Regions from separate parts of the Homo sapiens genome. Here regions 2 and 3 are each linked to region 1. The links are chromatin loops, found by intact Hi-C in ENCODE. Cell type or tissue: heart right ventricle. All regions are shown on one strand.

Region 1 (2,500 bases):
GGCAGCATGAGAAGGATTCAATACCCTATTACTGGTTCTGAGATGTAGGCGCCATCTGCAAGGACCAGAGAGCGGCGTGGGGGAGCTACGGACAGCCCCAACTAACAGCCAACAAGGAAACAGGAGCCTCAGTCCCACAACCCCATGGAACTCCATGCTGCCACCTGAATCAGCGAAAAAAAAAAAAAACGGATTCTTCCTTCCCTAGAGCCTATGGGAAGAAACTCAGCCCTGACAACAACCTGATTTTAGCCTGATGGGACCTGTACCAGACTTCTGACCTGCAAAAATATAAGATAATTAAGTTTGTGTAGTTTAAACCACTAAGTTTGTGGTAATTTGTTATGGCAGCAATAAAAAAAAACTAAGACAACTGGCAAAAGTATAAATTAGTAAAATTCCCTAGCAATGCAAAAAAAAACAGTAATCAGAGCTTTAAGAATATTTATATTCTTTGACCAAATAATTCTATGTCTGGGAATCCATACTCAGGAAATACTTATAAATATGGAAAGCCTCTTATTAAAAAATATTTGTCACAGCATTATTTATATTATCAAAAAGCTGGAAGAAAAAAATTAATGTTCAACACTAAGTAAAAGGTTAACAAATCCACCTGAATAAACATGATTCAGCAAATAAAAAGTAGACTTATAAATATTAATTACACAATATGAGGAAATGTTTTTGCTATACTGTTAACTATTTAAACACTTTTTTTTTTTTTTTTTGAGACAGAGTTTCGCTTTTGTTGCCCAGGCTGGAGTGCAATGGCGCGATCTCAGCTCACCGCAACCTCCGCCTCCCGGGTTCAAGTGATTCTCCTGCCTCAGCCTCCCGAGTAGCTGGGATTACAGGCATGTGCCACCACCCCGGCTAATTTTGTATTTTTAGTAGAGACGGGGTTTCTCCATGTTGGTCAGGCTGGTCTTGAACTGCCGACCTCAGGTGATCTGCCCCCCTCTGCCTCCCAAAGTGCTGGGATTACAGGCGTGAGCCACCGCGCCCGGCTATTTATGCACTCTTTAAGGTACATAGAAAAGAAATACCTAAGAGAAAAATACACAGAAACAATAGCAGCTGCATTCGAAAAGAGGTCATTTTAAATATGCTATTTCTCTGCATTTCCAAGTTTCTATTAATGAACCTGGGTGCCCTTCATCTGCTGGTAGGACACAGAGGATCGAGGTATGGATGATGTCAGCATTTCTCAGACGGTCAAGCAGGTGGGCTTTTACTCAACCCTGTGTAACTTGGACCTGGGCTAAACATTCTCCTAAGGCTGAGGCGCTAATACCTGAGCATTTGAAAATACTGCCCTCTACTGCACAGAAATAGCCTTGCGGGAAAGGCTACAAAAAACAGTTAAACATGCCCAGCCGGGACAAGGCCCCCAGGAAGGCAGCCGACTCACAGAAACTAGCCTATAATACACTCAGAAAATAAGTGAAAAATCAAGCTATAAAACCCGGCTTAAGCAAATACATTCTGCTCCATGGCTTCAGATATTAGCTCATCATTACCCTCAACTTATGCTTATGCAAGCCCCCCTGACAGCAGGGCAGATTAGGGTAGGACAGGCAGTGGGGCTGAGGGCTGCTGCCACATTCCAGAGGATTCCAGACAGCTCCAGAAACAAGACCCTGGAGTATCATTTTTGGAAGCCCAACCAAATTTGGTTACGAGGATAGAAGAGTGAGACAAAAATAGCTTGCTACTAATAAACGTTAACCAAAGAGTACTATGGGCCTTTAATTTGATCACTATTTGGATATTCTTGTCTCTGATTAAGAATACGCCAATAAGCAAAGCAGTTAGTCTTACAACTTTGTTATGCAGGGGTAGGGCTCTCAACTTCCACCTGCAACCCAAGACAGGAACCGTAGGTTGTGGTTTTCTGCTTCTCACCCCCTGGAAGCAAGTTATCAAGAGCACCATTTCATTGCCCAACAGCTCTGTAAATGGGACCGGATAGAATTTAGTGTCCTCAGGCCCTTTGCTCTACTGAGGCTGTCTGAGCAGTGCCAAATTCAGCCTGCCAAATGCACTGCCCTTCAGTATGTTACGAGAATATAATAAAGGGAAGGGAAAGAATGTGAGAAAAACTTTTCCACTGAAACAATTACACTCACCTAAGTATAGCCCAACTCTACTTTCAAATGTTGATTCATTATTCCCAGAACTGCTCTTTGCCATCCCCTGCAAACACAACCCCCCCATATACAAACACACACATACAAACATACACTTTCCTATAAATAAAGAGGAAATATACCCTAAGTCCAAGAACAATAATTGGCTTTGGGCTGGTGTTGCATAAGCTTATTGTGATTCTTCTTAATTCGCACTAGCTTGAGCATGACCCTGGCGACAGCCATCTGGCCCTGATCACCATCTGGCACTCTCTCTCTTTGTGCTTTTGACCCTTCCTCCTCGGATACCACAGGCTGAGCCGTCTCATACCAATGGGCCCTTTTCCCAAACTGCTAATTGTGAAATT
Region 2 (2,500 bases), 190 kb before region 1:
AATCTGTGAGGCAGGCACTATTACTATCCCTATTTTTCAGATGAGGAAACTGAGGCATAGGGAGATTAAATAATATGCCTAGGGTTACAAAGAGTCAGGATTCAAATTCAGTTCCCGAAAGTATGCTCTTAGCTTCAACTTTATAAGAGGCATGATTCAGGCTGGGCGCAAGTGCTGTAATCCCAGCATTTTGGGAGGCTGAGGCAGGCAGATACCTGAGGTCAGGAGTTCGAGACCAGCTTGGCCAACATAGTAAAACCCTGTCTCTACTAAAAACACAAAAATTGGGTGTGGTGGCACATCCCTGTAATCCCAGCTACTTGAGAAGCTGAGGTACAAGAATCACTTGAATTCAGAAGATAGAGGTTGCAGTGAGCCATGATTGTGCCACCGCACTCCAGCCTGGGCAACAGAATGAGACTCTGTCTCAAAAAAAAAGGGGGGCATCATTCTAAGAGCCAGAACACAGAATACCACCTGATAAAGGTAGCAATTCCAGAATAAGCCAGGTCTAGACCATCACATAAGAGTTATATTTCTATGTCTAATTCATGATCCAAGAAGCTCCGTTGAGGTAAAACATAATTCTTGATCATCATCTTATTTCACTTTCCTCCTCAACCCTAAACCTGGCCCAGTGCCCTAAACATGATAGGTCTTTTGTAAATGTTAGTGAAATTAAACTTCTCCATAGCCCCATACTCATAGAACACTGTCAATCAAAGCAAACAAAAGAAAATGTCCAAGGCGAAGACTGGAGATTTCCAGGTAAGAATTTAGACCTGGGCAACAGAGACATACAAAGAAGCAGTAAGGTGCAGACCATAGTGGCAACAAGGACTCAGTATGACCAACAAGGGTCACCATCCCCTGAAAAACATCCCATAAACTGAGATCCTCATAGAGACAGAGCTCTGGAGTCTTACCTAAAACCACCACTATCCAGAAGGTTTCATAACTACTTGACTGTCCTATAAACGTCTGCTATGACAAACACTAGGCGGCAGCATGGTACAGTGGGAAAAGTCCAAGCTATAAAGTCAAGACAGCCTCGGGCTCAATTCTGAGCTCTACCATTTACAAGTTGTGTGACCATCAGGTAAATGACTTAAGTTCTCCGAGATTTAGTGTCCTCATCTGAAAATGGTAATACTTAGACCCACCTCCATGTAATGAGGCAGGTATTTAATGACATACACAGACGAATACAGCACCTGAAACACAGCAAGTACCAACACAGTAGCTATTATCACTTTTAGTAGTGTCACTCTGTTAACATAAGTTAGAATTCCTGAAGAACCACAGAATGAACTACCTATAACTATAATGTCAGGAGCCAATTATCTCTGCCCTAACACTTTCATATACACCAAATATCAATCTAAACTATAAGAGTTAGTGGAAAGCCAGCTACCTTATTAGGAAATCAACAGCAGGTAATTAAGAGAACCCTCCTCTGCCATTTCCGTATCACTGAGACAGGCCTTACCTGCTGGTTGAAGTTCCTGTTCAAAGCCACACTCAAAAGGTCAGTGGCATATTTGGAAGAGCTGTAGGGTTCCTTGCCTTTGCTGTGCTGGAAGTCCTCGAGGCTGAAATTAGATTTCCTTGCACTGCGAGATGATGTCCAGATGAGCTGAGATGGATTGTCACTGTGACAGAGGAGAGGCTCCAGTTCCCGAATCTGGGTGAAAGAAAAAAAAAAAGTATTAAAATATACTGACAGAATACAGATAAAAATTTTGAAACCACTGTACTGTATGGTAAGAGATTAGGGTCAGAGACATCAGTATTAACTAGTTATCTAAAAGAGACATGAATTAGTTACACAGAAAAATATTTATAGATATGTATACATACATGAGTTAGTATGTACATATATATCTCTTAGTCTATCAGCAGAGAGGGTTTAGAAGACACTGATATCTCAGCAGCAATAAGCACCCAGATCTTGGTTTCTAATAACCATTCTCTGATAAAAGAAAACATATGGCTTTAGAAAAGTAGCTGATTCTAGGACTGAACAAGGAAATACACAAGATGAGTCTGAAGGATCTTGTAGTGCCAGATAGTAAGAAACTGCTCAAAACGAAAGCTAAAACAAAAAGAGAAAACCATAACAATGGGGGTGTGCCAAAGAGATACAGGAGCCAACTGAAAGCGTTCCCAGTGGCCAAAACTGAAAAAATTTGAGCAGGAAAATAAAATAGTATTTATAATTTCAAAGCAGAAAATACATAAACATGAGTCCATATGGATATAATAAACGACTGAATTAAAGACATAAATAAAGGAGAACTGACAATCTCCCTTGTGGAAAAAATCCAAATAATTTCTGTAGATAACCCACTCTTAAGGAGGTAGAGCACTAGCCAGTATGCATTGGCTGCACATAGTAACTTTCTTTCTTTTTCTCTTTTTTTTTTTTTTTTGAGACGGAGTTTCACTGTTGTTGCCCAGGCTGGAGTCCAATGGCATGACCTCGGCTCACCACAACTTC
Region 3 (2,500 bases), 140 kb before region 1:
CAAAATATATTTGTCGAATAAATAAATGTCATCCCCATTGTTTCAGTCACTTAGACTGTCAAACTTCATCTGACCCTTTTTCTCACCCTACTGTTTTGCCTCATACATCCAATCAGATTTCAAACATCCTAAATGAATATCTTTTCCTCATTCCCCACAGTCACGGTTATGGCCTTGGTCATTAATTCTTTTTACTTGGCAGAACTAAGAGTTTTAAAATGTTCCTCATAGCCTCCTCATTCCATTCCAATCTAACCTTTGCATGCTGCTTGATTAATCTGTCTAAAGCACAGCTCCAATCATGTCCTTCCTCAGCTTTAAAAATCTTCAATGACTCATTACATTAATGATAATGTTTATGAAGAATAAGAACAGCAATTTCTCCTCTTCCTCCTCCTCCACTTCTTGCTCCTTTTGGCTTTGACTTCAGGTTCCTTCAAAATATGGCATAATCTGCTTTGTTTTGCTTCTCCTGCACTACTTTGCCACATAAATATGGCCCGTGGTTAAATAAACTGTTGATTTCTCCCAGACAGTCCCCTAAACTTTATAACCATGATTCTTTTTTCCTCATGCTATTATTCCCTCTGCCTAAAATTCCATTTCAAGATTCTGCACCTGTGAAAGTACTACCCATTCTTTGGGACCCAGTTCAGATTTCATCTGTTCTACCATATCTTTACTGGTCCTTCAGTCAGAAAAATGATAATCAGATAACAACTTATATGTGCATAGCAATTTATCTTACGAAATGCTTTTCACACACATTTTAATCCCTTAAGCCTTGTAGCAAACAGAAGTAACTTTTATTATATGAAATCCAGATGTTTTCATCCCCATTTTTGTGCTTTCCTACTATAGTTTACTTTTTCCTTTGAACCCCAGAGCAGTCATAGGCTATCTCTTGCTCATATACTTGAATCATAGTAACTTATATTCTGTTTTAGCCCCTACTCCAAATTGTGAGCACTTTAAAGGTAGGATCAATGACTCCATTACCTTTGAATACCTAACATGCCTGGCCAAATTCCTTGTATATAGTAACAGTTGATTAACAAAGGCTTATTAAATTAAACTGAATTCGGTTGATCTCTGATTTCCTCTGTGCCTTGAATACATGCCTGTTGGGGTGTGACTGAGCGAAATTATGCCAAGACCGTTTAAGCAAAAAGGAAAGAACAGTGATTAAGAAGATGGAAAGGAAGTGACTAGGAGTAGAAGAGTGGATGAATCAGGTCTTCACCCAGGGGATGGCAGCTAGAGGGCAATAGTTCATTCTCCACACCTAAGCCAGTAGAAGGCTGTAATTCCACACTCCCTTCCTGAGACTCACTAGTATCTCCTTCTCTCGAGCCCTGTCAACCTCCATCATCTGGTCTGGTCTTCACGATGGACTGAATTCTCTCCCAGGCTCACTTTGCAGATGCAGACCAAGCTTAGAGAGAAAAGTGTTAGTGTGGGCTAGAAGAATGGCAAGGCTTAAAGGCTTGAAGTGAAACAGTATAGGTGGGAGCATCCTGTACCCAACCCTAAGTTCCTACTATATCTGGTCACACTTCTTTGCCATGGCACTCCTTTGATCCACTTCAGGCTTATCCATTGTTCCATTCTGTTCTTCTCAACTCCAGCTTCTACTATAGCCAGGTCAGTCTTGCCTTCAGCCCTGCTTCCTTTCTTCTGCTACCTTCTACCTACCTTCCTCTGCTACAATTCTCATCTTAACCTAGAACTTTCCTTGTCTATTGTAAGTCTTACTAGTCCCCTTTTTACAAATTTCAAAGCATTTATATGTATAAGGTCTATTCTTTCTGACTTCTTGACTTGCCCAGAGTATTATACTTATTACTTCAATTCTCTGGCCCTTTGTTTCCATAAGTAGGTCAATATTTGTGTCAGACTACATGTCCTGTTTTGAGGGTCAAAAATATGGCTATTATACTTAGAGCCATATCACAAACTTTAGCCATTACTTTGTGTAATTGATTGTTTTCTGGGTAATTAACTTGTCTTCCCAAACCGGGCTTTAAGTTCCCTGGAAATAAAGGTCATGTGTATTCCTTCATCTAAATTATTTCCAAATGCCTTGTACAAGAACTAAATAAATACTGATTGGTTGATTGATTATTGATCCCAAGACATGATAAAATATTATTCTTTCTTAGTGGCCAATTTCCCATTCTAATAAAGTTTCCCAGGATTTACCTGTATCCAACAGCTCCATCATAGACAGAATCATTCAGATAAATGATGGAACCTCCAGGGAGTACAAACTGCTGCCCAGCTGGAGCATTGTAAGACACCAAGCCATCTGCAAAGGAAACACAGCCAAGTGAGTGCCTACTGCTCAGGCCCATTACCTCAGGGAACTATGTGAGTTTCAAGGGTATAAGCTTGCACAGCGTGTCCAGCAGGACTCCATCTGGACACCGAGGGAAGACTTTGGAGGAGTGCCCCTCCATGGCAGTCAACGTAATGACTCTGAATGCATGACTCAGTGTGG

The links. Peaks named below come from ENCODE experiments on the same cell type or tissue, not always from the same donor. Only the 100,000 strongest peaks of a DNase experiment are listed, where the experiment ranks them.
Region 2: it touches region 1 in a loop (13-fold over the local background); 60 of 110 quality-filtered maps call a loop at or near these places.
Region 3: a loop joins it to region 1, with 4 times the contacts of the local background. A loop is called at or near these places in 15 of 110 quality-filtered maps.

What each region holds. Positions count from the first base shown.
Region 1 is chr1:162,612,681-162,615,180 of GRCh38, reverse strand. No RefSeq gene overlaps it. Among named protein-coding and RNA genes, the nearest start is that of DDR2, 19 kb to the left of the region's middle. In heart right ventricle, a CTCF peak has its summit at 1,331 (motif pointing left); a DNase peak (open chromatin) is centred at 1,376; H3K27ac peaks cover 898 bases.
Region 2 is chr1:162,798,927-162,801,426 of GRCh38, reverse strand. HSD17B7 (hydroxysteroid 17-beta dehydrogenase 7) reads right to left here. Exons shown (of 9, transcript NM_016371.4): 5 at 1,490-1,684. Among named protein-coding and RNA genes, the nearest start is that of HSD17B7, 9.5 kb to the right of the region's middle. In heart right ventricle, a CTCF peak has its summit at 996 (motif pointing right); a DNase peak (open chromatin) is centred at 996.
Region 3 is chr1:162,755,472-162,757,971 of GRCh38, reverse strand. It overlaps DDR2 (discoidin domain receptor tyrosine kinase 2), which reads right to left. Exons shown (of 18, transcript NM_006182.4): 7 at 2,203-2,308. Among named protein-coding and RNA genes, the nearest start is that of HSD17B7, 34 kb to the left of the region's middle. In heart right ventricle, a CTCF peak has its summit at 1,255; no DNase peak of the experiment used is centred here.